Regions from separate parts of the Homo sapiens genome. Here region 2 is linked to region 1. A link is an interaction called in ENCODE POLR2A ChIA-PET data of the cell type or tissue named here. Cell type or tissue: PC-9. All regions are shown on one strand. Each heading gives the region's core, and the rest is flanking DNA. Links, peaks and the distances in the headings are about the cores only. Region 1 has its middle 24 kb from the start of LGALS3BP. Region 2 overlaps LOC124904067 (a long non-coding RNA gene).

Region 1 (15,645 bases), core at 3,850-11,849:
TGCGCAGATCACTTGAGGCCAGGAGTTTGAGACCAGCCTGGCCAACATGGTGAAACCCTGTCAAAAATTAGCCTCACGTGATGGCACGTGCCAGTAATCCCAGCTACTGGGGAGGCTGAGGCAGGAGAATCACTTGAACCTGGGAGGCGGAGGTTGCAGTGAGCTGAGGCGGAGGTTGCAGTGAGCTGAGGCGGAGGTTGCAGTGAGCTGAGGCGGAGGTTGCAGTGAGCTGAGATTGTGCCACTGCACTCCAGCCTAGGCAACAGAGCGAGACTCTGTCTCAAAAAAAAAAACCTTTTTTTTTTTTTTTTTTTTTTAGAGCCTCGCTCTGTTGCCCAGGCTGAAGTGCAAGTGGCATGATCATGGCTGTGGCCCGAACATGACTCACTGCAGCCTTGACCTCCTGGGCTCAAGCAATCCTCCCCACTCCGTCCCCTAGCCTCCTGAGTAGCTGGGACTACAGGCACACGCCACCACACCTGGCTAATTTTTAAATTTTCTGTGGAGACCCGGTCTTGCTATGTTGCCCGGGCTGGTCTTAAACTCCTGAGCTCAAGCAATATGCCCGCCTTGGCCTCCCGAAGTGCTGGGATTACAAGCGTGACCCGCCACGCCCAGCCTAACATGCGAGGCTTCTTGAGGTCCAGGCTTAGACACACACATCACAAGGTCAGCGTCGATCCAAAGGTGGAAAATAAACTCCACCTCCTGATGAGGGTCGCTTTGAAGAATTTATGACCATTTGTAATTGGCCATAACCAGGAAGCTGAGGACCTCTGAACCCGGAGTAATCTGGCTGGAATTGACACAGACTTGCTCACCGCCCTCAGGGGACACTGGGTTCAGGCTGTGGCTGATGTCACCACCCACAGCAAGCATTTGAACCACTCCTGCCTTACTGAGAGCCCTGTTCCAGGCTCAAAGCCCCGCGAGGCCACTTGAGAGCAGCGACCTGGGCCTTGCAGGTCACATGGAGGCAGGCTTCACAAAGGCAGAAGGAGATTCCACGCATTGAGGGACAGCTCAGTTCATTCCGGGCATCCGGAGAGTGGACTATTGTAGAGCTACTCAGAAGGATTTTGTGGCCCCCATATGTACTGACATAAAGGATCTTCATGATACAACATCAAGTGTTTTTTTGTCGTTGTTGTTTTTTGTTTTAAGATGGAGTCTCGCTCTGTCGCCCAGGCCAGAGTGCAGTGGTGCGATCTTGACTCACTGCAACCTCCGCCTCCCGGGTTGAAGCAATTCTCCCACCTCAGCCTCTCAAGTAGCTGAGATTACAGGCACCCGCCACCACGCCCGGCTAATTTTTGTATTTTTAGTAGAGAATGGTTTCACCATGTTGGCTAGTAGTCTGGTCTCAAACTCCTGACCTCAAGCCATACGCCCGCTTCAGCCTCCCAAAGTGCTGGATTACAGGTGTGAGCCACTGTGCCTGGCCCAAGTTTTTCAAAAGAGCAACGTGCAGAACAATCCTGTATAGAACATTCACTGGTTGTCTGTTGAGTCTCCATTCCCCACTCTTCCTCATTCCCCAGATGACCTATATGTTCCTTCAGGGAACCATCCCACTGGGCAGCAGCCTGGGGCGATCTGAGGGAGGGACTATGGGAAATTCCATCCTCTTTGCTGTGGGAATTGGTTTGGGATGGATTTGGCTAGGAGGGAGAAGAGCATGTGACCTGTGTTAGCACCTTTGTTGGGGAGGGGATTCATGGATGACTCTTTTTTTTTTTTTTAAGGCTGAGTTTCACTCTTGTTGCCCAGGCTGGAGTGCAATGGCATCATGATCTCGGCTCACTGCAACGTCTGTCTCCCGGGTTCCAGCGATTCTCCTGCCTCAGCCTCCCAAGTAGCTGGGATTATAGGCATGCACCACCATGCCTGGCTAATTTTTGCATTTTTAGTAGAGATGGGGTTTCTCCATGTTGATCAGGCTGGTCTCGAACTCCCAACCTCAGGTGGTCCACCCGCCTCGGCCTCCCAAAGTGCTGGGATTACAGGCATGAGCCACTGCGCCTGGCTGCAGTGAACTATTTCTTAACAGCAGCCTCCTGGCTGTTGAGGCATTCACACCCCAGGTTCTAGCCACACCCTTGCACAAATACACTCATGAACTCCCTGAAAAGGCTGGGCTTCCTCGTGCCCCACTCGTGTGGCCCATGGAGGTGGCTGGGCCTGAGTGAGAGCTGGACAGAAATGGTTTGATGTGGCAGCAGCTGGGCTTCTGAAAGAATGTCACTGGGGTGAAGCCAGGAGCTCGAAGCCAAGCCTGTGGCAGTTGCAAAATGCAGAGGAAGAATGCAGGCCTGTCTTCCACACCTCCCTCCTGCTTACGCTAGCGCTCCAAGTGTTACATGTGTGTTCTGTCTGCACATATGCACACACCATATGTGTGCATTCACCCATGTGCATTCAAAAGCCCAATTCAGGAGATTCTCACAGAGACTCCTCCAGGCCAAGCTCAGGGGCACCAGGGAGAGGACTGGGGGCTCTGTTTGCAAGGGGCTCAGTCAGGGCTGTGAGAGAATAAGAAATATATATTCTTATTCAAAATATTCTTATTCAAAAAATATATTTTTTTGTGGGTTTTTTTTTTTTTTTTTTTTTTTTTTTTGAGACAGAGTCTTACTGTGTCACCCAGGCTGGAGTGCAGTGGCACAATTTTGGGTCACTGGAACCTCCGCCTCCCAGGTTCAAGTGATTCCCCTGCCTCAGCCTCCCGAGTAGCACTCACCACCACACCCAGCTAATTTTTGTATTTTTAGTACAGATGGGGTTTCACCATGTTGGCCAGGCTGGTCTCGAACTCCTGATCTCAGGTGATCCATCCACCTCAGCCTCCCAAAGTGCTGGGATTACAGGCATGAGCCACTGTGCCTGGCAAGAAATATATATTCTATTTGGTCTTTGTTCCCGGTTCCTGGGTTCCCAGCACAGAGCTCCTAAAACCCTTGAAATTTTCTGAGAGAGGTGAGAGAAGCACCTTTTGTTACTTATAAGGAACCCCTTTCCACCATCCTACTTATGCTAATGAGGTGACTCGGTGGTCCCTAGCTAGTCTCAAAATGGAGGCTGCTGCCCCAGGAACCAACCATGGGATTAGTGGGTTGAAATTTTCAGCCCCACCCCGACTTCCAGGAAGGCGGAAGGGCCAGGGATTGAGTCAATTACCAATTGTCGATGATTTCATCAATCATGCTCACATAGTGGAACTTCCATCAAAGCTTGAAGAGAAAGGGTTCAGAGAACTTCAGGGTAATGAACGAACCCATGAGCCGGGAGGCTGGCATAACGCGTACTCCAGGGGGACAGAAGCGCCTGCCCTGGATTCTGGACCTTGGTCTCTATGTGTCTCCTTCTGGCATCCTTTATCATCAACCTGAGGCCCTAAGGAAAGTTCTGTGAGCCCTTCCATAGCAAATCGCCAAACCTGAGGAGGAGGCTGTGGGAGCCACCAATAGCGAATCATCGGCCAGGAGTGGTGGCTCACGCCTGTAATCCCAGCACTGTGGGAGGCCAAGGCGGGCGGATCACTTGAGGTCAGGAGTTCAAGACCAGCCTGGCCAACATGGTGAAACCCTGTCTCTACAAAAACACAAAAATTAGCTGGACAACATGACTGTAGTCCCAGCTACTCAGGAGGCTGAGGCAGGAGAATTGCTTGAACCCAGGAGGCGGAGGTTCCAGTGAGCCGAGATCACGCCACTGCACTCCAGCCTGGGTGACAGAGTGAGACTCCGTCTCAAAAAAAAAAAAAAAAAAAAAAAAAGGAAAAGCAAATCACCAAACCTGAGGAGGGGGTCATGGGAGCCCCCAATAGCAAATCACCAAACCCAAGAAGAGGGTCATGGAAGCCTCCAATTTGTAGCCAAGTTGGACTGAAACGTGGGCAACCTGAGGACCCTCTGCTTATGTTCGGGGTCTGATGTGGCGGGCAGTCTTGAGCTCCTAACCTGTGGGGTCTGCGCTAACTCCGGATAGTATCAGGATTAAACGAACTCACGCCTATAATCCTAACACTGTGGGAAACCAAGGCAGGAGAATATCTTGAGCCCAGGAGCTCGAGACCAGCCTGGGCAACATAGTGAGACCCCCATCTGTACAAAAATTAAAAAATAGCGGGGTGTGGTGGCAGGAGGTGGGAGGATTGCATAGCTGTAGTGAGCTAGGATCGGACCACTGCGCTCCAGCCTGGGCGAAGAGTGAGACACTGTCACAGGGGAAAACAAAAACAAAAACTGGAGAACTACTCGGTATGGGGGAGGAAGGCCCACACGTTGAGTGTCAGAAGTAGAGACAGTTTTCATTTAGAGTCTAATGGGAGGAGAGGAGATAAACAGACCACAGCAGAGATGGAGAGAAAGATACAACTGCCAGGAGGGAGGGAAGGTGAGTTGGAGCCTGGCTGGAGGGGTGCGCCAGGGTATTGACCCAAAGACAAAAGGAGGGCGGTGTTCATAGATGGTCTGGGGAGAATCCAACATTCCAAGCAGTGGGAGTGGGGTCTCAGGAGGGCCAGGTCAGCCCATCCCAAGGGCTGGACTCTGGGCCATCACTGCACTGCCCAGAGTCAGGTGGGGTGAGTAGGGGCCTGAGTCATGCTGCCCGGCCCTGCTTCCTTATCAGAACTAGCTTAAGTCGGGGCAGCCGGGAGCCAGCCTGCAAATCTCTGCTTCACCCAAGCTTGCCAGTGTCTCTGACCCCCTCAATCCCCCTGAAGCAGGACCCAGTCTCCGGCCTTTCCAGCCCACCTCAGATCCTGGGGGCTACATGATGTCCAGACCTGACTCCTGGGAAGGGACAGGAATGCGAGGCTTGGTATTAGTTTCCTGGGTCTGCCTAAAGGACAGACATTTCCTGGGTGGCTTAAAACAACAGAAATTTTCTTTTCACAGCTCTGGAGACCAGAAGTCTGAGGTCAAGGGGTCTACAGGGCTGGTTCCTTCTGGGGGCTCTAAGGGAGACTCTGTCCCTGCCCTATCTCCCAGCTTGGGAACTCCCAGACGGGCTTTCGCCATGTTGGCCAGGCTGGTCTCGAACTCCTGACCTCAAGTGATCTGCCTGCCTCAGCCTCCCAAAGTACTAGGATTACAGGCATCTGCCACCACGCCTGGCTAATTTTTATTTTTATTTTTATTTTATTTTATTATGTATTTATTTATTTATTTATTTATTTTTTGAGACGGAGTTTTGCTCTTGTTGCCCAGGCTGGAGTGCAATGGCGCGATCTTGGCTCACCGCAAACTCCGCCTCCCAGGTTCAAGCGATTCTCCTGCCTCAGCCTCCCGAGTAGCTGAGATTACAGGCATGCACCACCAGGCCTGGCTAATTTTGTATTTTTAGTAGAGATGGGGTTTCTCCATGTTGAGGCTGGTCTCAGACTCCTGACCTCAGGTGATCCGCCCGCCTCAGCCTCCCAAAGTGCTGGGATTATAGGCGTGAGCCACTGCACCTGGCCAATTTTTATATGTTTAGTAGAGACAGGGTTTCGCCATGTCAGCCAGGCTGGTCTCGAACTCCAGACCTCAGGTGATCCCCCTGCCTTGGCCTCCCAAAGTACTAGGATTACAGGCGTGGGCCACCACACCTGGCCAAGAGCCTTGATTGTATCTGCGAAGACCCTATATCCAAAAAAAGTCACAGCCACAGGTACTGGTGGTCAGGACGCAGATGTATCTTTCTGGGGGACGGAATTCAGCCCACAGGAGGCTGCTCAGGGTTCCGGGAGTGCAAGCTGTTTTGCCATCACGTGCATTCTCTAATTCGAATCCTGCTGGCATTCAGGTGGATGCTGGGCATGGGATGGAGTCCTGGCTCCCAGGGGGACCTTCCCACACCCCCATCCTCCCATTGCAAGCCTCCTGGATGTCAGAGCCCATGGGGGCCTCCTGGGCTTCTTCTCTCACATGAACGTGCTGAGAGCTCTCAAGCCCCCCTGCCGCATGTGGAGCGGATGTTCAGAATCTGAACGTCTCGAGCTGTTTCCCGGGAGACGGCTCACTTTGAGATCCAGGCTCTTCGACATAACTTTGGCAAACCTCCACGTTTGGTGAGTCCCTTGGCCGCAGTCACCTCCTTGCATGGAGGACCAGCGCCAACCTCCGTGGGAGGTATCAGGAAGTGGCTGCAAATTTGACCTTAGAAATAGACAGCAAATTCAGTCAATTTGAGGATGCTGGTGGTGAGATTGGTGAGAGAGGATTTGAGTGAGTCATTGATCACAGCATCTTAAAAAGATCCAAGAGGCCGCATCAAAGAAACTGTGGAAAAGACAGATTTTAGCTTAATATAAGGAGGTGTTTTCTAACAGAGTGGGACAGAGATGAGACGGCTGGCGTTGGATGGGGCCCGTCCTGGAGGGCCCCCTGGCACTTTAATAAGGAGGTAGCAGCTCCTAAGACTGGGGCTTGGGACCCGAGGTCCAGTCCTTAGTTCCAGAGCTGAGTCCCTTCTCCCCCGCCCCGAGGCTCTTCTCTCTAAAACGGGGAGCCCTGATGACTTCTAAGCTCCTCTCCATCTCTCAACTCCCCCACCCTTAACCCAAAGCAGCTGGCCCCCCTAAGGTGGGATTTTGACTTGGGGACAGGCCAAGAGACAGTGTTTTGCTGCCTCGCTCACTCCCAGCATCCAGGCGACATCCCTCAGGCATCATCTGTTCAAGGAGCCCACCTGGGCTCCAGGTTCCAGGCCAGGCTTCTCAAGGAGCCAGCGCTTTCTAAATGCAGACCTGCTTTTGGGATTTTAGCAAATCAACACCCAGTTTTTTCCATCAGGTGAGTCATTCCACCACCCCAGGGCAGAGTCAGAGGTGGGGGAAGTGAAGACGAAGTCCTTGGCGCTTTAGCCTCAGGTCCCCAAACCTTCTCCCGGGCCCCATCTCCAGGCCGCCTTGTAAAATCCAGTTTCTGCCATTCCTGCGAAGTCAGTTTAGCAAGAAGCCCCCATCCTCCACCGTCCCTCAGGCGATGTCTGGTCACCCCGGCCTGCCTTCAGCAAGAATCCTGTTAGGTGGGTTTAGCCGGAATCCCCCTGACCCCCTGCTTCCTCTTAGTAATTCCCCCCGCTCTGACCCCCACCCTGCTCCCTGGCTAGAAATTCACTTGGCCGTGCTGCATCTGAGTTGACCCTGACCTCTGCCCATGGCAGGTTCCCCCTGCATGGTCCCTGCGCCTATCGAGACGGCCCTGAGTCGAGTCAGCCTCACTGACCTCACACAAGTGTCACTGAATCGTTTTCTTTAACATGACCGACAGAAAACCATCCTGGGCAAACTGGGAGGGTTGGCTACCCCACGTAAGGGACCGACAGCAGCCCCTGGTGGTCCCTTCACAAAGAAAGATGCTTCCCCATCCCTATCACCCAGCCCCAGAAATCCTGGCTCTGGGCGTCGGAAGTTCTTTTCAGCCAGGCACTGTGGGAGGCCATAGATCGCTTGAGCCCAGGAGTTCAAGACCCACCTGGGCAATGTGGTGAAACCGCACCTCTACAAAAAATACGAAGATTAGCCAGGCATGATGTTGTGCACCTGTAGTCCCAGCTACTCAGGAGGCTGAGGCAGGAGGATCGCCTGAGCCCAGGGAGGTTGAGGCTGCAGTGAGCTGAGACGGCACCACTGCACCCCAGCCTGGGGACAGAGCAAGACCTTGTCTCCAAAAAAAAAAAAAAAAATCATTCTTGTAATGCACTCATGACTTCTTTTTCTGGAACATTCTTTTGTTTTGTTTTTGAGACGGAGTCTTGCTCTGTTGCCCAGGCTGGAGTGCAATGGCTCGATCTCGCTCGATCTCAGCTCACTGCAACCTCTGCCTCCCAGGTTCAAGCGATTCTCCTGCCTCAGCCTCTTGAGTAGCTGGGATTACAGGTGCCCACCACCATGCCTGGCTAATTTTTGTATTTTTAGTAGAGACGGGGTTTCACCACGTTGGCCAGGACGGAACATTCTTTTTCTTCTTTACCAGGTTAATTCCTATGTGTGTTTCTGGGGATCTCTCAACCTTTGGGTACCCTCAGTCACTGGGATCTTGCTAAACAGGGGCCTGCACTTCTGCAGTTCTAATCGGCTCCCGGCAATGCCCACGCTGCTGGTCCTCTGGCACACTCTGGGGACCAGGGGCTTAGCCTTCACGACCTCTGAGAGTGCCTCTCGGGCATCCGAGTCTCAGCCCCACCCTGTGACCGAAGCACACTCTGTGTCCCTCACGGCCCTTCCACAGGGTGTGGCAGATCCCTGCCGGTGTCTCCGTCACTGCCAGGCTGAATTCGTCTTTCCCGGGAAAGCCCGGCACCAGGTGGGAACGTGGGTAGCCCTCAAGTCTTTGCTGAATGAATGAAGGAACCCCTGCCTTCACACAAAAGGTCAGTATAGACCTATGTCCACCTTCACTACATCTACACCCCAGGAGGAAACCCCCAAAATTCAGAACATGAATCCTAGTTGAGTCACAAGTGGAGGAAATGACGAAGGTGACAGATGCAGGAGCAGCTCTGCTCACCATCAGAGCAGATGGAACCTGTACTTCTCAAAGTGGGGTTCCACTCAGCAGCATCCCGGTGCCTAGGAAACCCGTCAGCAACGCGGATTCTTCGGGAACACCCCGGTCCGACTGAACCGGAGACCAGGGAATCGGGGTGAGTTTGCGCCTGTGACTTCAGAGCCCTCCTGGAATTCTGGCGCCACATGAGTGTAAAATCCACTGGGTCTGGGCCAGTGATTCACCTCTGGAGCTGTGTATTGGAATCTCCTGGGAGCTTGGAACGCTGGGGACGCCTTTGCCCCACCGTACCCTTCTGATGGGGTGCGCTCTATTTGGGCTGTCTCCCTGCCCCCGTCCCCTTCTCAACAGAATGGAGGACAAAGTGGGGAGCTGGACATGGAAGTTGGGGAGCCAGCTGGGTGTCTGAGGTCAGGACAGCTCAGCTCCAGGGAGGCTGTCAGAGGTGGAAAGGGTGGGCGGATGGCTTCTCCGGGAGGGGCTGCTCTCTTGCCCCCAGCAGAAGCTGCATGCAGGGAGGGCTGGGCAGGGGAACTCTACCAGCCAGCAGAGCCTTATTCTTCTGCGTGTTTGTAATTTGCTGAGCAGCTGGTCCCCATTAGACAGCCTCAAACCCTTTTTAAGGAGCCTCGTGGAAGCGGCTTTTTGCTTCAGTCACAGCAGACCCCGTGCGGGGATGGGTAGCACAGGAGTAGCGTTGCCGTGGCAACGCAAAGACTTGGGGGCTGGCTAGCGATGGTAACCAGGGCTGCTTTTGACCTTCACCGTCTCCTGGGGCTGCTGGCTTTCTCCTCTCCCGCATTCACTGGGGCCGTTTCCAAGCCTGCAACGAGACTAGAGCTCAGGGGAGGCCTCAGCGACCCCGTCCCTCCCACCCACTCATCCTAGAGGGCAGCTGCCCTAAGACAGTTTTCTCCAGGAGGCTCAAAGGAGTCCTGTGTCCATTTTAAAGCCCCCAACCCAAAGCTGAGGCCCTGCTTGCCCTGGTCTTACCCCGCAGCCCAAGACCACGCCTGCCTCTCACTCTGCAACTACAGCCCAACGAGCAACGTGACCTCTGGGTTCCAGATGGATCCGTTGCAAAAGGTGGTGAGATGCTGCTCCGAGTCACAAGTCCAGGCTGGCCGCCTGCCTCTTGGCTGTGTGATCTTAGGCAGGAGGCCTCCCCTCTCTGAAGCTCAGCTCTGGTCTCTGTAATATGGGCTGCTGACCTCTTCAAGGGTGTTGTAAATACTGAATGAAAGGCATCTGGAGTCTTTGACAGTGACTGTTTTTGCGATCAAGATGGTGGGGATGTTTACGCGTCTTTTCTTTTTGTTTTTTGTTGTTGTTGTTGTTTAGGCAGAGTCTCACTCTGTTGCCCAGGCTGGAGTGCAGTGGCATGACCTTGACTCACTGCAGCCTCCGCCTCCCGGGTTGAAGTGATTCTCCTGCTTCTGCCTCCTGAGTAGCTGGGATTACAGGCATGTACCACCACGCCCGGCTAATGTTTTATATTTTTAGTAGAGACAAGGTTTCACCGTGTTGGCCAGGCTGGTCTCGAGCTCCTGACCTCAGGTGATCCTCCCGCCTCGGCCTCCCAAAGTGCTGGGATTACAGGCATGAGCCAGCACATCTGGCTGGCATCTTTTCTTGTCATTACCTGATGTTCATGGAGGACCGGCTCCAAGCTAACTCCTGCAGGAATCTTTCCTCTTTTGGAGCCCTAGGTTAGGAATTTTGGTGCTGTCCCAGGCCTGGTGACAAGCTCTCTCTCACCCCCATCTGATTACGGGCAGTGCTCCATGTTTGGGGTTCAGGCTTTGCCACAATCCGAAGGCTGTGCCTTCGCTGGGGCTCAGGAAGAGGAGAGCAGAGGAGCTGGACCCCACTGGCACCGAGCCCACCGAGGCCTGGGTGGCTGATCTGCCCTCCTCCATGGTCTCAGCCTGGGGAACCACTCGCAGGGCTCACCACTGACCACATGATGGGCCAAGCCAGCTCCTCCCGCCCTGCTGGACCAGCAGCTCCCTTTGGGCTCGGGGGTGGGGAGTCCGTGGGACACGTCCATAGCCTGCCTGGTGTCTTATGAGTTCAGAGAATTTCTTCAAATGCTTAAAACCTTCAGCTCCCTTAAAAAGGGTTTTCTGCATTTCAGCACAGTTTGGTACTTCTGGGGCTGTGGGTTCCCCAAACCCTGGGGTTCCTGTGTTTATTCACCCGATCAGAGAGGAGGCCTGGCCAGGAAGACCTTGGTAGGAGGGGTCCTCAAAAAGTGGGTCTCAGGAACTTGCCCTGAGCTTCCCCACGGTGGGGGTGAATGCCCTCCCAGCCATGGAAGAAAAGGAGGCCAGTTAGGCGGGCCACCCTGGACAGTCAGGGGGACCTGGGCCCCAGGGGCTGGCCACTGAGGGAGTCATCCAGACTGCTGGCCGTGGCTGTCCAAATTCCGCCCCCGTCGCCTACAGAAGGGGGTTTCCCTACAGACACCAGGGCCTGGAGGGGACTCCCAGGAAGCATCCAGAGAGAAGAGGGTCCCCCAGGCCCAGGAGAAGAGAAACCAGCCTCGGCCCTTTAAGAATCTGTGTTGCCAGCAGAGAGCGAAGGCAAGGCAGGCCCTTGGGTAAACATCTGAGGGCCTGCAGTAACAACTCCCAGCTGTGTGGGGTGCTGGGGGCGGGGTCCTGAGCCGGTCCTAGCTCAGCTGAGGTCAGCTGGGTGGGGATCGACCGAGCACAAATGTAGGGGTGGGCAGCAGCTGAAAGGGGAGAGCCACTTGGGTCTGGAAGCTTCTACTTCCTTTAGAGCCTTTTCCAAAATCCTCCTGGGAGATCTCTGGTCGATCCTCACAGTCAGGCAGTGAGGACAAAGGGAGAGAGAGGCTTCCTCTCTAGGAAGGGAGGAGAGGGAGGGGGTTGGTGGAGTTTCCTTTGCTATTCCCCAGTTGCTCAGGGCTTGTTCATCTCTCCGTGGAGCACAGGTGGTGTCTGGTGTGTCCTTCTGTCATGCACAGCCCTGCACTGTCACTCCGCAATGCCAGCCTCCGGCTCCATGAGCTTGACCCTGACCCCCACCTTCTCCTGCCTAGAAGTTTTGCTGCAGGCTCCTGGCTGGTCTTCCTGTCTCCCAGCCCTCTCCAGGACAGCCCTGTGGAGACACCATAGCTATTGTTCTAAAGCATCTCATCGAGACATTTCCCTCTGCTTAAACCCAGCTGATGATTCCCTGTTAGGGATAGATGGTATATTAGGATGGTTTGGGCTATAAGTAACAAATATGATTGAGAAATGCTTACCCTTTGGAGGTAGTGTTTTCACTCATATTAACTAGAAAGTATACCAACCGGGTGGACTTCATGGCTGATGGAGCCCAGCAGTTCAACCATGTCCAGATTCAGGTCTTCCTCTCTCTTATGCCTTCTGTAGCAGCAACTCATTCACATACTAGTTTCCATCATAGTGGCAAAGTGGTTGCAGTGGCTCCAGGCTCTATACCACAACATTTAAAAGGCAGGAGTGGCATGAGCCTGTAGTCCCAACTACTCAAGAGGTGGAGACAGGAGGATTGTGTGAGCCCAGGAGTCTGAGGTTGCAGTGAGCTATGATCACACCACTGCACTCCAGCCAGGTTGATAGAGTGGGACCCTAAAAAGGTAAAAGGCAGGAGTGAGCCTCTTTTCCAGAACTTCCATTTTGGCCATCTATTTGTATATAACAAGTTACCCCAAAACTTAGAGGCTAAGAAGGATCTTTCATTTTGCTCATAATCTGCAATTTGGACAGGGCTCAGCAAGGGTGGCTCATCTCTTCCACATGGCATCAGCTGGGACAGCTCACCTGGGAATTGGAGGATCCATTTCAAGATGGCTCACCTACGTGGCTGAAAAATGGTGCTGGCTGTTGTCTGGGAACTCAACAAGGGCTGTGAAATGGGGGCCTCGGCTGCTCTCATAGAGGGCTGCATAGGCTTCCTCACAGCATGGTGGCTGGGTTAGAGAACAAGTCAGATGTACATGGCATTTTATAACCCAGCCTTGGAAGCCACACAGCACCACTTGTGATAGACTGGTGGTCAAGGCAGTCACAAAGGCCTGCCTGGATTCAAGGGGTAGGGCTGCATATCCCACCGCTCTTGGGAAGAGTGTCAAGGTCGCATTGAGTGTGAGTAGCGTGGAAGCTGCTATGTCCATCTCGAAAAATGCCTTCTGCCACAGTCTCCCAGATGTCTTCTCCATTCTCACCAAGCCTCTTTGGGCCATTTATCCAGCACTAGGCCAATAACCAAGACCAGCAGATAGGACATGTGTCACTGATGGAGCTGGGGTAGATTCAGCTCTCCCCAGAGTGTCTAGGGGAGGTGTGGATTCCAAACAAAACCAGCAGGGTCCCCCAGAGAAAGGAGAGGAACAGCTCTCCTTTCCTCTCCTGTAGAGGACCCTGATGCAATCACGGGCCCTCTACAGCCAACATTCATACAGTGCTCACTACACCATGGGGGCCGTGCTAAGTGCTTAATATTCGTTCACCCAATTCTCACCACAACTCAGTGAGACTGGAGTGATCTTTCTTCCCATTTTATAGAAACTGAGGTTTGTAACTTGCCCAAGGTCACAGGCCAGAAAACAATGGAGACTAAGTTAAAGGTCAGATCTATATGATTCTGAGCCTATACTATTAACCACTTCATAGCAAAGTTCAAGACTTCCGGTCTGTGGCACAACTTGAATGTGGAAGTGTGTTGTACTGGCAGCCATTTTGTGACCATGAGGTGATCCACTCTGAGCAAGAAGCAGATGCTCAGAAGAGGGAAGAGCTTTGTTCCATGTCCACAGCTCCCTCCCTGGGGACTCTTCAGTTAAGTGAGCAAGCAAATCTACTTCACTGTCTAAGACTGTGTGAGTTTGGTACATAGTTGCTTATAATTGAGAGTATCTTTTTTTTTTTTTTAGATGGAGTCTCACCCTGTCGCCAGGCTGGAGTGCAGTGGTGTGATCTCGGCTCATTGCAACCTCCGCCTCCCAGGTTCAAGTGATTCTCATGCCTCAGCCTCCCAAGTAGCTGGGACTACAGACACCTGCCATCACGCCCATGTATTTTTGTATTTTTAGTAGAGATGGGGTTTCACCATGTTGGCCAGGATGGTCTCCATCTCTTCACCTCATGATCTGCCTGCCTCAGCCTCCCAAAGTGCTGGGATTACAGGCGTGAGCCATCGCGCCCGGCCAATTGAGAGGGTCTTAACCAAGGCCATTGCATCCCTACCTAGTGGACACAGCATGTATTCATATGCAACCAAAACAGGTGCCATCTGTATTCCATGTGATAGACGTTGATTTTGTGTATGTGTGATGGGGGGTTGTTTGGTTTTTGAGACAGGGTCTCTCTCACCAAGGCAGGAGTGCAGTGATGGGATCTTAGCTCACTGCAGCCTCGACTTTCCAGGCTCAAGCAATCCTCCTAACTCAGCCTCCAGAGTACCTGGGACTACAGGCGCATGCCACCATGTCTGGCTAATTTTTTTAATTTTTGTAGAGAAAGAATCTCATCATATTGCCCAGGCAGGTCTCAAACTCCTGGGCTGAAGCGATCCTCCCACCTCAGCCTCTCAAAGTGCTAGGATTAAGGCATGAGATGTATTTTCTCCATCTAATAAGTATTTCTTTTATAACCATTAAGAGTCATGACCCACTGTTTGAAAAACACTGTTCTTTTGTCTTGAGACAGAATTTCTGTTGTCCAGGCTGGAGTGAAGTGCCATAATCTTAGCTCACTGCAGCCTCAACCTTTCAGGCTCAAGTGATCCTCCCACCTGTCTCTATAGAAAAGTTTTTTTTAAAAAAATCATACTTGGAGAGAAAATAAATGAAGACAAGTATAGCTATTCAGCTAGAATTTTTAGGTGCTTATGTTACAAAACATGTTTCTCTGCTTCTGAATATGGCAAGGTTCATTAAGTTGTTTTATTTATTTATTTTTTTTTTTTTTGAGATGGAGTCTTGCTCTGTCACCTAGGCTGGAGTGCAGTGGCGTGATCTCAGCTTACTGCAAGCTCCGCCTCCCAGGTTCATGCCAGTCTTCTGCCTCAGGCTCCCGAGTAGCTGGGACTACAGGCGCCCGCCACCACGCCTGGCTAATTTTTTGTATTTTTAGTAGAGATGGGGTTTCACCATGTTAGCCAGGATGATCTCGATCTCCTGACCTTGTGATCCGCCCGCCTCAGCCCCCAAAAGTGCTGGGATTACAGGCGTGAGCCACTGCGCCCAGCCATTTTTTGTTTTTGTTTTTTTTGTTTTTTTTTTAAGAGACAGGGTCCTGCTCTGTTGCCCCGGCTGGAGTGTGGTGGCATGATCATAGCTCAGTGCAGCCTTGTGATCCTCCCACCCCAACTTCCCGAGTAGCTGGGACTACAAGTACCACCATGCCTGGCTAGTTATTTTATTTTTTTTGTAGAGATAGGGTCTTGCTGTATTGCCCAAGCTGGTCTCAAACTCCTGGCCTCGAGCGATCCTCTGGCCTCAGCCTCTCAAAGTGCTAGGATTACAGGCATGTGCTACCATGCCCAGCCATTCACTTGTTTTCTTTTTTCTCTCTCTTTTTTTTTTTTTTTTTGAGACAGAGTCTACTCTGTCACCCAGGCTGGAGTATGGAGGCACAATCACAGCTCACTGCAGCCTCAACCTCCCAGGCTCAGGTGATCCTCCCACCTCGGCCTCCTGAGTAGCTGTGACTACAGGTGCACACCACCACATCCAGATAATGTTTGTATCCAGATAATGTTTGTATTTTCTGTAGAGATGGGGTTTCGTTATGTTTCCCAGGCTGGTCTTGAACTCCTAGCCTCAGGTGATCTGCCCGCCTCCACCTCCCAAAGTGTTGGGATTACAGGCATGAGTCACTATGCCCAGTCACTTGTTTTCAAAACCCAGATGCCACCCCCACGTTGTGACTGAGTCCTCTAAGATGTGGACTTGTGAAAGGTGGGAAGAGGGGCCGGGGCCACCCTGCCCCGCCAGCCTGGTGCTTAGAGCCTCTTCAGGCCTCCCACAGCCCAGAGGAGGCAATTTGGTTGGCACCAGGGAGCCACTGCTTTCCCAGGCCATCGGCAGAAATGGGCAATAGAAAGACTCTCTAGGACCTGTGTGGGACATGGGGGCAGGGCAGGAAGGAGC
Region 2 (15,645 bases), core at 5,412-13,411, 110 kb after region 1:
CGTGTGACACCACACCCGGCTAATTTTTTGTATTTTAGTAGAGAGGGGGTTTCATCACGTTGGCCAGGCTGGTCTTGAACTCCTGGCCTCAAGAGATCCACCCGCCTCAGCCTCCCAAAGTGCTGGGATTACAGGAGTGAGCCACCGTGCCTGGCCACCCACTGTGTTTTAACTCAGAATAGACAGTGCACAGGATTGTTGCAACGAAATCCCAGCGCCCCTGCGCCGGGTGGAGGAGCTGGGCAGGAGGAGGACTTTTCCCTCTCCCTGAGCTCGGTGATCCCCGTCTCTCCGCAGGAAAGGCCGAGGGGGACGGCAAGATGCACATCACCCTCTGTGACTTCATCGTGCCCTGGGACACCCTGAGCACCACCCAGAAGAAGAGCCTGAACCACAGGTACCAGATGGGCTGCGAGTGCAAGGTAAGCAGGTCCTGCCTCTGCTGGAGCATCGCCTCCTCCCAGTGTCTCCAGATGGACGGCAGGGATTTTGATCCCTGGCTTTCCAGGACCCGTTAATCCCCGGCTCCTGATCTAAGACCAGGCTCTGGGAAGGTAGAGTCATCCCAAGAGTAAGGCTGTCTGGCTGGGGACAGAGCCTTTGACCCCTGGTCCCTGGAGAGCCCTGAGGCACATCTCTGACAGGGGATGTCTGGAGGCCGGGCGCTGCGGCTCACGCCTGTAATCCCGGCACTTTGGGAGGCCGAGATAGGTGGGTCACTTGAGGTCGGGAGTTGGAAATCAGCCTCACCAACATGGCGAAACCCTGTCTCTACAAAAATACAAAAATTAGCCAGGTGAGGTGGTGCACGCCTGTGATCCCAGCAACTTGGGAGGATGAGGCTTAAGAATTGCTTGAATGTGGGAGGTGGAGGTTGCAGTGAGTTGAGATCACACCACTGCACCCCAGCCTGGGTTGACAGAGTGAGACTCTGTCCCAAAAAAAAAAGAGGGAGATGTCTGGAAGGCTAGGAGATTTGAGAGTAAGAGCATGAATTCAGCTCTGTTACCTGTAGCTTCCAGAAAAAGGAGCTGTATGGGGAGAGAGAATATGGTCCCATGGAGAATTTTCTACAAATGTGCAAGTGCAAACGCCTGTGTGGCTTATGAGAAGGCACTGCAGGCCTTACGCTGTTTCCAACATTCCCGACATTTTCACACCTGGGTTGGTGTCTATGTGGGGTCTGTGTGTTGAGAATACCTGAACACCTGCTCCTCTTAAAATGAGCCCGGAGGTTGTGCCAGGCACAGCTGGAGCAGTGCAGCGCCTAGATGTGGCTGTGGAAGGTGAGATTACCGCCTCCAGGGCTCCCAGGCTGGCTCCTACCCTGTGGGCTCCTAGCACCCTATCCCCACCCTCCCTGCAGGAAGCATGGCTGAGTGCTGGGCACCTCCCACCCTGGGTCACTCCCAGTGAGTCTGGGACCAGGAGACTCTGGTGAGGCTGTGGGGATTGGCCTTCCCTGGGGAGCTGCCTGGGGCTGCCCTCCCTCCTGACGGCCCCCAGCCCCTTCTCCGCATGTTCAAAACAGGAATTCTGAACTCATAGTCTCCAGCCACACGTATGTTAAGCGAAACTCCTCTGTGCCCAGCATGAAATCAAAAGCAAGTTTTTCCTTTTTCTTTCCACGGTGGTGAAGGCGGTCATCCTCTTGTAGCCTAGGGTTCCTTGGCCAAATTGCTAGTTGCCGATGACCTCGGGGCTCGGCTTGCGAGCAACACTGGGCTGGAATCTGTCTCCAGGAAACCCAGGCCCTTTTATTGTTGCTGTGTCCCCCAGAGGGCAGGGCCAAGCTGAGGCCATTCTGTCATGCTCAGGAAGGTAGAAGATGGCCCAAAGGGAAGCACACCTGCAGTAGGAGGGGGGGCAGCGGTGGGCAGGGCACAGCTTCCCTGCAGGTTAGACCCCCTCGCAGGCCAGCTGCCTGCCCCTGCAGGAACCGTGGGTCTCGGGAGAGGCTGCCATCCCTGCACATGACAGGTAGGCACATTGCCGGGTTCTGGACATGCCCCCAGAGCAGCCTCTGCCCACCCCTTCCTGGGTCCCTGACTCCGTCCCCCTCCGTGTGCCCCTCCCCAGATCACGCGCTGCCCCATGATCCCGTGCTACATCTCCTCCCCGGACGAGTGCCTCTGGATGGACTGGGTCACAGAGAAGAACATCAACGGGCACCAGGCCAAGTTCTTCGCCTGCATCAAGAGAAGTGACGGCTCCTGTGCGTGGTACCGCGGCGCGGCGCCCCCCAAGCAGGAGTTTCTCGACATCGAGGACCCATAAGCAGGCCTCCAACGCCCCTGTGGCCAACTGCAAAAAAAGCCTCCAAGGGTTTCGACTGGTCCAGCTCTGACATCCCTTCCTGGAAACAGCATGAATAAAACACTCATCCCATGGGTCCAAATTAATATGATTCTGCTCCCCCCTTCTCCTTTTAGACATGGTTGTGGGTCTGGAGGGAGACGTGGGTCCAAGGTCCTCATCCCATCCTCCCTCTGCCAGGCACTATGTGTCTGGGGCTTCGATCCTTGGGTGCAGGCAGGGCTGGGACACGCGGCTTCCCTCCCAGTCCCTGCCTTGGCACCGTCACAGATGCCAAGCAGGCAGCACTTAGGGATCTCCCAGCTGGGTTAGGGCAGGGCCTGGAAATGTGCATTTTGCAGAAACTTTTGAGGGTCGTTGCAAGACTGTGTAGCAGGCCTACCAGGTCCCTTTCATCTTGAGAGGGACATGGCCCTTGTTTTCTGCAGCTTCCACGCCTCTGCACTCCCTGCCCCTGGCAAGTGCTCCCATCGCCCCGGTGCCCACCATGAGCTCCCAGCACCTGACTCCCCCCACATCCAAGGGCAGCCTGGAACCAGTGGCTAGTTCTTGAAGGAGCCCCATCAATCCTATTAATCCTCAGAATTCCAGTGGGAGCCTCCCTCTGAGCCTTGTAGAAATGGGAGCGAGAAACCCCAGCTGAGCTGCGTTCCAGCCTCAGCTGAGTCTTTTTGGTCTGCACCCACCCCCCCACCCCCCCCCCCCCGCCCACATGCTCCCCAGCTTGCAGGAGGAATCGGTGAGGTCCTGTCCTGAGGCTGCTGTCCGGGGCCGGTGGCTGCCCTCAAGGTCCCTTCCCTAGCTGCTGCGGTTGCCATTGCTTCTTGCCTGTTCTGGCATCAGGCACCTGGATTGAGTTGCACAGCTTTGCTTTATCCGGGCTTGTGTGCAGGGCCCGGCTGGGCTCCCCATCTGCACATCCTGAGGACAGAAAAAGCTGGGTCTTGCTGTGCCCTCCCAGGCTTAGTGTTCCCTCCCTCAAAGACTGACAGCCATCGTTCTGCACGGGGCTTTCTGCATGTGACGCCAGCTAAGCATAGTAAGAAGTCCAGCCTAGGAAGGGAAGGATTTTGGAGGTAGGTGGCTTTGGTGACACACTCACTTCTTTCTCAGCCTCCAGGACACTATGGCCTGTTTTAAGAGACATCTTATTTTTCTAAAGGTGAATTCTCAGATGATAGGTGAACCTGAGTTGCAGATATACCAACTTCTGCTTGTATTTCTTAAATGACAAAGATTACCTAGCTAAGAAACTTCCTAGGGAACTAGGGAACCTATGTGTTCCCTCAGTGTGGTTTCCTGAAGCCAGTGATATGGGGGTTAGGATAGGAAGAACTTTCTCGGTAATGATAAGGAGAATCTCTTGTTTCCTCCCACCTGTGTTGTAAAGATAAACTGACGATATACAGGCACATTATGTAAACATACACACGCAATGAAACCGAAGCTTGGCGGCCTGGGCGTGGTCTTGCAAAATGCTTCCAAAGCCACCTTAGCCTGTTCTATTCAGCGGCAACCCCAAAGCACCTGTTAAGACTCCTGACCCCCAAGTGGCATGCAGCCCCCATGCCCACCGGGACCTGGTCAGCACAGATCTTGATGACTTCCCTTTCTAGGGCAGACTGGGAGGGTATCCAGGAATCGGCCCCTGCCCCACGGGCGTTTTCATGCTGTACAGTGACCTAAAGTTGGTAAGATGTCATAATGGACCAGTCCATGTGATTTCAGTATATACAACTCCACCAGACCCCTCCAACCCATATAACACCCCACCCCTGTTCGCTTCCTGTATGGTGATATCATATGTAACATTTACTCCTGTTTCTGCTGATTGTTTTTTTAATGTTTTGGTTTGTTTTTGACATCAGCTGTAATCATTCCTGTGCTGTGTTTTTTATTACCCTTGGTAGGTATTAGACTTGCACTTTTTTAAAAAAAGGTTTCTGCATCGTGGAAGCATTTGACCCAGAGTGGAACGCGTGGCCTATGCAGGTGGATTCCTTCAGGTCTTTCCTTTGGTTCTTTGAGCATCTTTGCTTTCATTCGTCTCCCGTCTTTGGTTCTCCAGTTCAAATTATTGCAAAGTAAAGGATCTTTGAGTAGGTTCGGTCTGAAAGGTGTGGCCTTTATATTTGATCCACACACGTTGGTCTTTTAACCGTGCTGAGCAGAAAACAAAACAGGTTAAGAAGAGCCGGGTGGCAGCTGACAGAGGAAGCCGCTCAAATACCTTCACAATAAATAGTGGCAATATATATATAGTTTAAGAAGGCTCTCCATTTGGCATCGTTTAATTTATATGTTATGTTCTAAGCACAGCTCTCTTCTCCTATTTTCATCCTGCAAGCAACTCAAAATATTTAAAATAAAGTTTACATTGTAGTTATTTTCAAATCTTTGCTTGATAAGTATTAAGAAATATTGGACTTGCTGCCGTAATTTAAAGCTCTGTTGATTTTGTTTCCGTTTGGATTTTTGGGGGAGGGGAGCACTGTGTTTATGCTGGAATATGAAGTCTGAGACCTTCCGGTGCTGGGAACACACAAGAGTTGTTGAAAGTTGACAAGCAGACTGCGCATGTCTCTGATGCTTTGTATCATTCTTGAGCAATCGCTCGGTCCGTGGACAATAAACAGTATTATCAAAGAGAACGTGGGCTCTCTCCGTGTGGCTGTATCCGATGTTCAGAACGGCCACTTCCTAGCTCAAGAATGGGAATCAGCCTCTGCAAGGAGCCTCTCCTGTCCGGCGGGAGGGGGCGCCCTGTGTCCTCCAGAGAAACAAGGCCAGTGAGCTCTGAGTCAAATATGGGATGCAGACCAGGTGTGGTGGCTCACGCCTGTCATCCCAGCACTTTGGGAGGCCAAGGCGGGTGGATTGTTTGTGCCCAGGAGTTCGAGACTAGCCTGGCCAACTTCGCAAAACCCTGTCTCTGCAAAAAATAGGCGTGGTGGCATGTACCTGTGGTCCCAGCTATTCAAAAGGCTGAGATAGGAGGATTACTTGAACCTCGGAGGCAGAGGTTGCAGTGAGCTATAATTGCACCACTGCATTCCAGCCTGGGCAAGAGAGTGAGACCCTGTCTCAAAAAAAAAAAAAAAGAAAAAAGAAAAGAAAAGTGCGATGCAGTGGCAGAGACGGGGCAGCAGAGATGGGACAGGTAAAAGCAAATGTGGTTTCCTTAGGTGGATGAAGGGGCAGAAGTGTAGGAGAGGGTCCCCTTCATTCAACACATACCTCTGGCTTTTTATTATAGAGACACGCAGAGCCATGCACCCGTCTCACAGCTTCGACACTGAGGGCTTCATGGCCAGCTTTAGACCTACACTCAGTCTTCACCCACCATTCACGAAATTATTTGGAAGAAAAAATTCCAGGCATGAAGCAGTCTCATTTATAAATATTCCAGTACACATATGTTTAAAAAATAAAAACTACTTTTTTTTTTTTTCAGACGGAGTCTCGCTCTGTTACCCAGGCTGGAGTGCAATGGCATGATCTTGGCTCACTGCAACCTCTGCCTCCTGGGTTCAAGTGATTCTCTTGTCTCAACCTCCTGAGTAGCTGGGATTACAGGTGTCCGCCACAACGCCCAGCTAATTTTTGTATTTTTACAAAAATACAAAAAGAGACAGGGTTTCACCATGTTGGTCAGGCTGGTCTCGAACTCCTGACCTTGTGATCCGCCCGCCTGGGCCTCCCAAAGTGCTGGGATGACAGGCGTGAGCCACCGTGCCCAGCCAAAAAATAAAAACTACTTTTAAAACCTTTTTCCAGGCCAGGTACGGTGGCTCACCTATAGTCCTAGCACTTTGGGAGGCCAAGGTGGGCGGATTGCTTGAGCCCAGGAGTTCAAGACCAGCCTGGACAACATGGAGAAACCCCAACTCTACAAAAAATACAAAGATTAGCTGGGTGTGGTGGTGCATGCCTGTAGTCCCAGCTACTCGGGGGGCTGAGGTGGGAGGATCACTTGAGCCCAGGAGGTGGAGGTTGCAGTGAGCTGAGATCGCACCACTGCACTCCAATCTGGGTGACAGAGTGAGATCCTGTCTCAAACAACAACAACGACAAAATCCAAAATAGCTTTATCACATGTCAAAAACTTACTTAGAATTCATCAATGTCATCAAATATCCAGTCAGTGTTCTAACATCTCTGACTGTCTCATAGATGCTTTTGCGTGGTTTATGGGTTTGAATCAAGACCCAAATAAGATCCATCCATTGCAGTTGGTTGATCTAACTCCTAGGTCTCTCTCTCTCTCTCTTTTTTTAAATAACTATTGAAGCTCCCCCTTCTTTCTTTCTTTTCTTTTCTTTTTTTTTGTTTTTTTTTTTTTTTCAGACAGAGTCTCGCCTCATTGCCCAGTCTGGAGTGCAGCGGTGTGATCTCAGCTCAACGCAACCTCTGCCTCGAGAGTAGCTGAGATTACAGGTGGGCACCACCATGCCCGGCAAATTCTTGCATTTTTAGTAGAGGCGGGGTTTCACCGTGTTGGCTAGGCTGGTCTCACACCCCTGGCCTCAAGTGATCTGCCCACGTTGGCCTCCGGTAAGCCACAGTGCTTGGCCTCCCGGGTCTCTCTTATTCTCCAGGTTGTTTCTCCCTGCCCCCACCCTATCCTTGTGCTGAGAAAGATGTTCCCATCATAATTCAAACTTCAATCAAAAGTCTCATAATACTTCACCATATGAAATTTTTTTTAATTTAATTTTATTTTTTTTGAGACAGAGTCTTGATCTGTCGCCCAGGCTGGAGTGCAGTGGCGCGATCTCGGCTCACTGCAACCTCCACCTCCCGGGTTCACACCATTCTCCTGCCTCAGCCTCCCAAGTAGCTGGGACTACAGGCACCTGCCACCACGCCTGGCTAATTTTTTGTATGTTTAGTACAGACGAGGTTTCACCATGTTAGCCAGGATGGTCTCGATCTCCTGACCTTGTGATCCGCCCGCCTCGGCCTCCCAAAGTGCTGGGATTACAGGCCTGAGCCACTGCACCCAGCCATGGACATTCTTCAATGGTGTATTTGAACAGTTAGCTGCCCCCTGGCCCATGTGCACACTGTTGTGCAGAATCTGTTATTCCAGGGGCAGCCAGAAGAATCGTGTTTCCTACTGTGTGCAGTTACTGCCCAAAAAGCAAGAACAAACTTACGACATCTGAAGTTTGCTCCAATGTCACATTAAATGTGATCCACTTAATATCTACTGCAGAAATATTTGGATTATTTCTTCTGTATGTCCAAATATGTAGGGAAAATGGTTGAGTGGTATACTATAATAATAATATCAAAACTTTCCATTTCATACAAATGAACTTACTTGGCATTTGCAGCCCACATTTGGAGTTTTAGTAAGCAGCACGCCAGGTGATTTATACCCTTTTCATATATTTATGCATTTAAGTCAAACTTAAAGTCATTATGGAAAATTTAAAACATATACAAAAATGCAGAGAATGGTATGACCAACTCCATGTGTCTATGATCTGTTTTCAACAATTATCCATGTTTTGCTGATCTTTGAAAACGATTTAAGATTAGTTTGTAGGCCGGGCGCCATGGCTTACACCTGTAATCCCAGCACTTTGGGAGGGCAAGGCGGGAGGATCACCTGAGTTCAGGAGTTCGAGACCAGCCTGGCCAAAATGGCGAAATCCCGTGTCTACTAAAAATACAAAAATTAGGCCTGGCACGGTGGCTCACACCTGTAATCCCAGCACTTTGGGAGGCCGAGGCAGGCAGATCACCTGAGGTCAGGCGTTCAAAACCACCCTGGCCAAGGTGGTGAAACCCCGTCTCTACTAAAAATACAAAAATTAGCCAGGTACAGTGGTGGGCGCCTGTAATCCCAGGTACTCGGGAGGCTGATACAGAATCGCTTGAACCCGGGAGGCGGAGGTTGCAGTGAGCCGAGATCATGCCATTGCGCTCCAGCCTGGGCGACAGAGCGAGACTCCATCTCAAAAGCAAAACAAAACAAAACAAAAAAATTAACTGGGCATGCTGGTGCACGCCTGTAGTCCCAGCTACTCAGGAGGCTGAGGCAGGAGAATTGCTTGAACCCAGGCAGCAGAGATTGCGGTGAGCTGAGATCGCACCACTGCACTCCAGCCTGGGCAACAGAGCAAGACTCTGTCTCAAAAAAAAAAGAAAAAGAAAAAATCAGTTTGTAGACTCACATATGGGGTAACGACATTGTTAGGGACACAACTAGACACCATTATTTCCTCTCAGTCTTGTTTACCCTGTGGAAGAAAAATGCATGGGGACAGGTGAGGTCAGCCTCAACCCATCAACAGAGATGTGTGCACCCATGATGGAAAAGCAGCAAGAGACCCTGCAAGATCCAATCTGAAGGGACATGGAGCCTGGTGGTGGAGCTGGGGAGCCACCAGGACTGGTTAAAGAACTTTGGAGCTGGCCGGGTGCGGTGACTCCTGCCTGTAATCCCAGCCACTTGGGAGGCCGAGCCAGAAGAATCACTTGAACCCCAGAGGTGGAGGTTGCAATGAGCCAAGATGGAGCCACTGTATTCCAGCCTGGGTGGCAGAGCGAGACTCGATCTCAAAAAAATAAATAAATAAAAATAAAATACTTTGGAGCTGATGGAAGAACTTGAGCCTAGTTATAGGACACACAGTAGCAGTATCTTTTCCCTCCTAATTTTTAATGGATATTTTTACCTGATCTAACTTTAAAAAATAATTAAATCCAAACAGTGGAATTACAATATTTTACTAGCATCAATTTTATGATAGGCAATTTGCTGTGACTATAGATTTTTTTTCTTTTTTTTTTTTTTGAGACAGTCTCGCTCTGTCACCCAGGCTGGAGTGCAGTGGCACAATCTTGGCTTACTGCAATCTCCACTCTGGGGTTCAAGCGATTCTCATGCCACAGCCTCCCGAGTAGCTGGGACTACAGGCACCTGCCACCACACCCAGCTAAGTTTTGTATTTTTAGTAGACACGGGGTTTCACCATGTTGGCCAGGATGATCTCGATCTCTTGACCTCATGATCTGCCCTCTCAGCCTCCCAAAGTGCTGGGATTACAGGCATGAGCCACCGCTCCTGGCCACCTTCTAACCATTTTTAAGTGTACAATTCAGTTAATTACACTTACAATGTTTTTATGGCCATCACCACTATTTCCAAAACTTTTTCACCACCACCCAGAAACTCTGTAACCATGATGCAATAACCCCCGTCCTCCTCCTCCTAGCCCCTGGTAACCTCTAGTCTACTTTCTGTCTCTATGGATTTTCCTATTCTAAATATTCTATCATCCTGCATGATTCCACCTATGTTATGTCCAGCTCACTTTGCACGTCTTCAAGGTCCATTGGTATTATAGCATGGATCCATGCTTCCTTCTTTTTCATGGCTAATATTCCATTGTGTGCATCTATTACATTTTGTTTATCCATTCATCCATCAGTAGACACTTGGGTTGCTTCCGCCTTTTGGCTATTGTGAAGAATGTGGCTATGAACATGGGTGTGCAAATATCTGTGTCCCTGCTTTTAATTGGCGTATATATACACACACACTTAGTATATGTATATAGATATCTATACACTATAGATATATGTAGATATATATCTACTATAGATATATAGAGCCATATATGTATATTCAACATTAACCTACATTAATACAACATTAATCTTTGAAGGAAAGGACATTAAGCTTGTTTCAAATTCAGCTTCTCTGATTCAGCATACATATATCTAAACTACTATATATTTATATATCTATATATACAGTATATATGTATATACACAATATTATGTATATTTGTATATATGTAGTATTATGTATAATTATTGCAATACAGTCCAGGCGCGGTGGCTCACGCCTGGAATCCCAGCACTTTGAGGGGCCAAGGAGGGTGGATCACCTGAGGTCAGGGGTTCAAGACCAGCCTGGCCAACATGGTGAAATCGCATCTCTACTAAAAATACAAAAAACTAGCCGGGCATGGTGGCGCGACACCTGTAATAGCTACTCGGGAGGCTGAGGCAGAAGAATCCCTTGAATCCGGGAGACAGAGGTTGCAGTGAGCTGAGATGGCACCACTGCACTCCAGACTGGGTGACAGAGCAAGACTCCGTCTCAAAAATAAATAAATAATAAAATTACAATATAATTATACATAATAGTACACAAAAAATTGTATTGCAATAATTAAGTCTGGAAGCATAATATATATATAGATAGTATCTATATCTACATACATAGTATATACGTATATCTATATGTATATACTATGTATATATACTGTGTATATACTATGTATATATACTGTGTATATACTATGTATATATACTGGGTATATACTATGTATATATACTATGTGTATATACTATGTGTATATACTATGTATATAGTGTAGACATATATACTATGTCTATACTGTATACATAGTGTATATATACAGTTTATATAGTATGTATAGATAGTATGTATAGTAGTCCTATGTTTCGCTTTTGGAGGAAGCACTGTCCTGTTTTCTGCAGTGACTGCACCATTTTACATGCCTACCAGCAGTGTCTGAGGGTTGGTCCGCTCTAAAGTTATTCTTCCTACACCTCCCAAAGTGGAATTCCAAAACCGCCTTGTTAGACCAGCCTGACAATTTACAATATTCATGGAAAGACACGTCCTAGTATGTTCAAAATTCCAAGGTTAAGATGCCTGGAAGTTATATTAAAAAAGTAAAACTGCTGTCTTTGCCGCATCTACTGTGAGAATGAAGACCGTTCCCAGCAACCAACCCATGGATATTCCAGAAAAGGTCAACATTACTCTAAAGGAACACACAGTTATTGGGAAGGGCCTGAGAGGAACCCTGAGGAAGGACTTTATTTATTTATTTATTTATTTATTTATTTTATTTTTTTGAGACAGGGTCTTGCCCTGTCGCCCAGGCTGGAGTGCAGTGGTGCGATCTTGGCTCACTGCAACCTCCGCCTCCTGGGTTCAAGCAATTTTCCTGCCTCAGCCTCCCTAGTAGCTGAGACTACAGGCATGTGCCACCACGCCTGGCTAATTTTTGTATTTTTAGTAGAGACATGGTTTCACCATGTTGGCCAGGCTGCTCTCAAACTCCTGGCCTCAAGTGATCCGCCTGCCTCTGCCTCCCAAAGTGTTGGGATTACAGGTGTGAGCCACTGCACACAGCCTTGAGGAGAGACTTCAATCACATCAATGTAGAACTCAGTCTCCTTGGAAAGGAAAAGAGGCTCCGGGTTGACAAACGGTGGGGAAACTGAAGGGAGCCGGCTGCCGTTGGGACTGTTCATAGTCGTGTACGGAGCATGGTCAAAGGGGTTGCCCTGGGTTCCATTACAAGATGACCTCTGTGGGTGCTCACTTCCCCAGAAACGTCGTTATCCAGGAGAACGGGACTCTCGTTGAAATCTGAAACATCTTGGGTGGAAAATCCATCTGCAGGGTTCGGATGAGGCCAGGTGTTGCTTATTCAGTATCTCAAGCCCAGAATGTCGAATTAATCTTTGAAGGAAGCGACATTGAGCTTGTTTCAGTCTTGTTCAAATTCAGCTGCTCTGATTCAGCAAGCAGCAATAGTTAAAAACAAGGATATCAGAAAATGTTGGGGTGCTGTCTACGTCTCCTAAAAAGGAACAGTTCCGCAGGCTGCTGAGGAGGTTCTAAGAGTTGTCCAGCTACAGAAACACGATGTTGGATGACTCCTCAGACCTAAGTATCTGTGATATTTAGATGATTCAATAAAAGACCTATAGATTTGGAAAAAAATAAAAACAAGTCACATTGAAAATCACAAAGCATAAGCCATCTACACCTTTTTTTTTTTTTTTTTTTTTGAGACAGAGTCTCGCTCTGTCACCAAGGCTGGAGTGCGGTGGCGCGATCTCGGCTCACTGCAACCTCCACCTCCCGGGTTCAAGCAATTCTCCTGCCTCAGCCTCCTGAGTAGATGGGACTACAGGCAAATGCCACCATGCCCAGCTAATTTTTGTATTCTAGTTGAGACAGGGTTTCACCATGTTAGTCAGGCTGGTCTTGAACTTCTGACCTCAAGGTGATCCGCCCGACTCGACCTCCCAAAGTGCTGGGATTAGAGGCATGAGCTACTGCACCCAGCCCATCTACACCTTTGCAGGGGATTCTGGAGAATTCCGTGTAGCAGGATGACCTATGGAGACAAACTTGCCTCTCACCCGAGGCACCACTCACCTGTCTGTAGCCTGCGTGCTTCATCTATAGTTGGGACCTCTTGCCTGTGGGGCACCTGGTCCACCCTTCCAGCCTCAGCCATCCCAATGGCCTCCTTTTCTTTCCTTTTTTTTTTTTTTTTTTTTTTTGAGATGGAGTCTCGCTCTGTCTCGCAGGCTGGAGTGCAGTGGCGCGATCTCAGCTCATTGCAACCTCCACGTGCCAGGTTCAGTGATTCTCCTCTTTATTTTCTTGAAGGTGCCAAGCTCGCTCCTGTCTCGGGCATTTTGTTCGTGCTGTTCTCTCATTCCAGAACCTCCTTCCCTTGCTCCTCTTACAGCCGGTCTCTCATCTTCCCACTTTCAACGGAGGTAGCACATCCTCGCAAGAGTTTCCTCCGATGCCCCAGGCCAAGGTATTCTCCATCACCTCATCCTGCTCTTGGCCTGGTCACCGTTGGTCATAAAAATTATGCAAAAGTGTTCATTTGTTCATGACCTGCGTGTTCTTAAGTCCTTTGTGGGGAGAGTCCAGGGTTGATTCACTCACCACCATGTGGAACAGAGTAAATAAGAAATATTCGCTGGATGAATCAATTTGTTTGGTGCCACAGGGCCACAGGAAGGGGTGCCAGCCCCAAGAGAACAGTGGAGGCTTTGTGCGGCAGAGGCCTGGATCCTTCTTCCCCAGGAGTTGGAGACTGGAGGCCTTTAGCAAGTGCTTCCTAGGGAAACTTCAGGTCCCTCTGGGCAGAAAGGAGCCCAGAAGGGTGGATATTTGGGGGAGATGGCTGGCACCAGAGATGGCTGGCACCAAGGGGGCTGGGACTGCAGGAGGCTGTGTGGGGCGGGGACTTGGAGGGAAGTGACAGAGCAAGGGAAAGGGCTGGCGAGTGTGAGCGTGAGAGTCGGTGGATTTTGAAAGTGTGTGAGTGTGGTGGGGTGTGTGAGTGTGTGTGAGGATGTGAGTAAGAGAGAATGTATGTGTGTGTGTGTTGGGGGAATCCCTGGGACCGAACTTATTGTAGAAAGGGTGGCATCCTGCCCAGCTGCATTTAGGGGAAGGACCTCTGCCAGCCTAGGGCACATCTGGCTGAGGTGACCCTTGAGCTTGAGAGCAGTACCAGGGGAGCGATGCAGGGAATCCGCAGACTAGAAGACCAGGGTGCACCTCCCCAAACAGCCGGCTGCCTGGAGTGGCTCTTCGGAGCCTGGGTAAACCCCTGGAGATCTGTCCTATTCAAAGGAGGCAGAGAGCCCCCAAAATGATTGAGGTGGGGAATTCCAACCACCGATGGGGTAGAGGTATTAAACTAATTTAGTTTACCAAAATGAAACAAGAGAAAAGGCCGGGAGGTGGGGTGCGGTGGCTCACGCCTGTAATCCTTGCACTCTGGGAGGCTGAGGGGGGCAGATCACCTGAGGCCAAGAGTTCAAGACCAAACATGGCGAAACCCCATCTCTACTAAAAATACAAAAATCAGCTGGGTGTGGTGGCGTGCACCTGTGATCCCAGCTACTCTGGAGGCCGAGACACGATAATCGCTTGAACCCGGGAGGCGGAGCTTGCAGTGAGCTGAGATTGCACCACTGCACTCCAGCCTGGGCGACAGAGTGAGACTCCACCTCAGAAAAATAAAAAACAAGAGAAAACTACAAAATACGTATCCTGACTTGTGCCAAAGCATCTCGGAGCAGCTGCTGCTCTTGCTAGTGCCCTCTGTGGTCCCAACTCCTGGCCGCCACCTGCCCGGGCCTGGGCTGCCGCCTTGCACAGCCATTCTCCTGGCACGGTCAGATGTCTGAGAGTCAACACCATTTAGGAAGGATGACTTTCTCCACCCCTTCTGAGACTAGAAACAAAATGGAAGGGTCATAAGAATGGTGCCAAGCAGCCAAAAGAGCCACTTCCTTTGGGTACCAACAGGTGGCGTGGCGTCATGGCTCCTGTCTTCCCCAAGTGCCTGTGCCCAGCAGCTGCCTCTGCCTGTGCATCTTCTAGGGCGATGCTAATGGCAGATTTCCTGAGAGCCCTGTCCCATCTGCATGGATGGGAAGGACGACATACATTGCTGTTCTTCCTAAGGAAAGTGGCATCCCTCCCAAACCTGGGAACTCGGGTCTCCATGGACCGCACAGACACCTGAGAAAAGGTTTTGCATCAGAGGCTGATGGCAGAGGCTCTACCAGTCCAGCAAGTCACCTGACTGATGTGAAGGGTTCCCCTAGAGCAGGAGGGACATCTGGGCTGAAAACCCTCATGTGAAAAGGCCTGGGCCCCCCAGGCACTCGGCACCTATGAAATGCAACCCCAGCGGGTGGAAAAGCAAGTCCACGATTGCACTCCCCTGCCAGGCTAGGGAGAAATTCTGCTATTGCAGTTCAGGGGCAACACACCCACCCCCGCAGACCTGAGGGTGGCTGCAACTGTCAGCCACACCCAAAGAATGCAGGGCAGGCTCACTGTGGATAAATGTTTATGAAAGAACCACATGGAAATTGAAATATTTGAGATGAGACTGAATGATCTCTAAATCCTAAAAGAGAAAACTAGAGAAACATTAAAGATGAAAGAATAAAATATTCTGTTATAGAAAGCTGTAACCAAAACGGATCACATTAGAACTTACCTCAAGAAAAAGGTGCATTAACAGAATAGTTGTATTGTCACCCAAAAATTACCTGGTCCGCTCCCTGCCTGGGAGGTCAAGGTAAGATGGACTCAATTCCTCTCCTGGTTTCACAGCCTGTAGAAGATGGCTGAAGATTTGGGCTAATTTCGTGAGAGACCTACGTTGCATTTCTTTCTTTTTTTTTTTTTTAGACCAAGTATTGCTCTGTTGTCCAGGCTGCTGGAGTGCAATGGCACGATCTCAGCTCATTGCAACCTCCACCTCCCAGGTACAAGCGATTCTCCTGTCTCAGCCTCCCTAGTAGCTCGGATTACAGGCGTGCGCCACCATACCCAGCTAATTTTTGTATTTTTAGTAGAGACAGGTTTTCACCATGTTGGCCAGGCTGGTCTGGAATTCCTGACCTCAAGCGATCTGCCTGCCTCGGCCTCCCAAAGTGCTAGGATTACAGGCGTGAGCCACTGTGCCCTGCCTTTTTTTCTTTTCTTTT

The links. ChIA-PET counts read pairs that join two places held together with the same protein. Peaks named below come from ENCODE experiments on the same cell type or tissue, not always from the same donor. Only the 100,000 strongest peaks of a DNase experiment are listed, where the experiment ranks them.
Region 2: POLR2A ChIA-PET joins it to region 1 with 8 read pairs; 2 of 35 experiments call an interaction of 5 or more read pairs at or near these places.

The regions. Positions count from the first base shown.
Region 1 is chr17:78,947,708-78,963,352 of GRCh38, reverse strand. No RefSeq gene overlaps it. Among named protein-coding and RNA genes, the nearest start is that of LGALS3BP, 24 kb to the left of the region's middle. In PC-9, for the core only: no CTCF peak of the experiment used is centred there; DNase peaks (open chromatin) are centred at 4,582 and 6,892; H3K27ac peaks cover 1,271 bases.
Region 2 is chr17:78,842,299-78,857,943 of GRCh38, reverse strand. LOC124904067 (a long non-coding RNA gene) reads right to left here. Exons shown (of 2, transcript XR_007065923.1): 1 at 12,545-15,645; 2 at 11,152-12,084. It overlaps TIMP2 (TIMP metallopeptidase inhibitor 2), which reads left to right. Exons shown (of 5, transcript NM_003255.5): 4 at 298-422; 5 at 2,080-4,967. The coding sequence ends at 2,277. It also overlaps the pseudogene RPL9P29. Among named protein-coding and RNA genes, the nearest start is that of USP36, 9.3 kb to the right of the region's middle. In PC-9, for the core only: no CTCF peak of the experiment used is centred there; no DNase peak of the experiment used is centred there.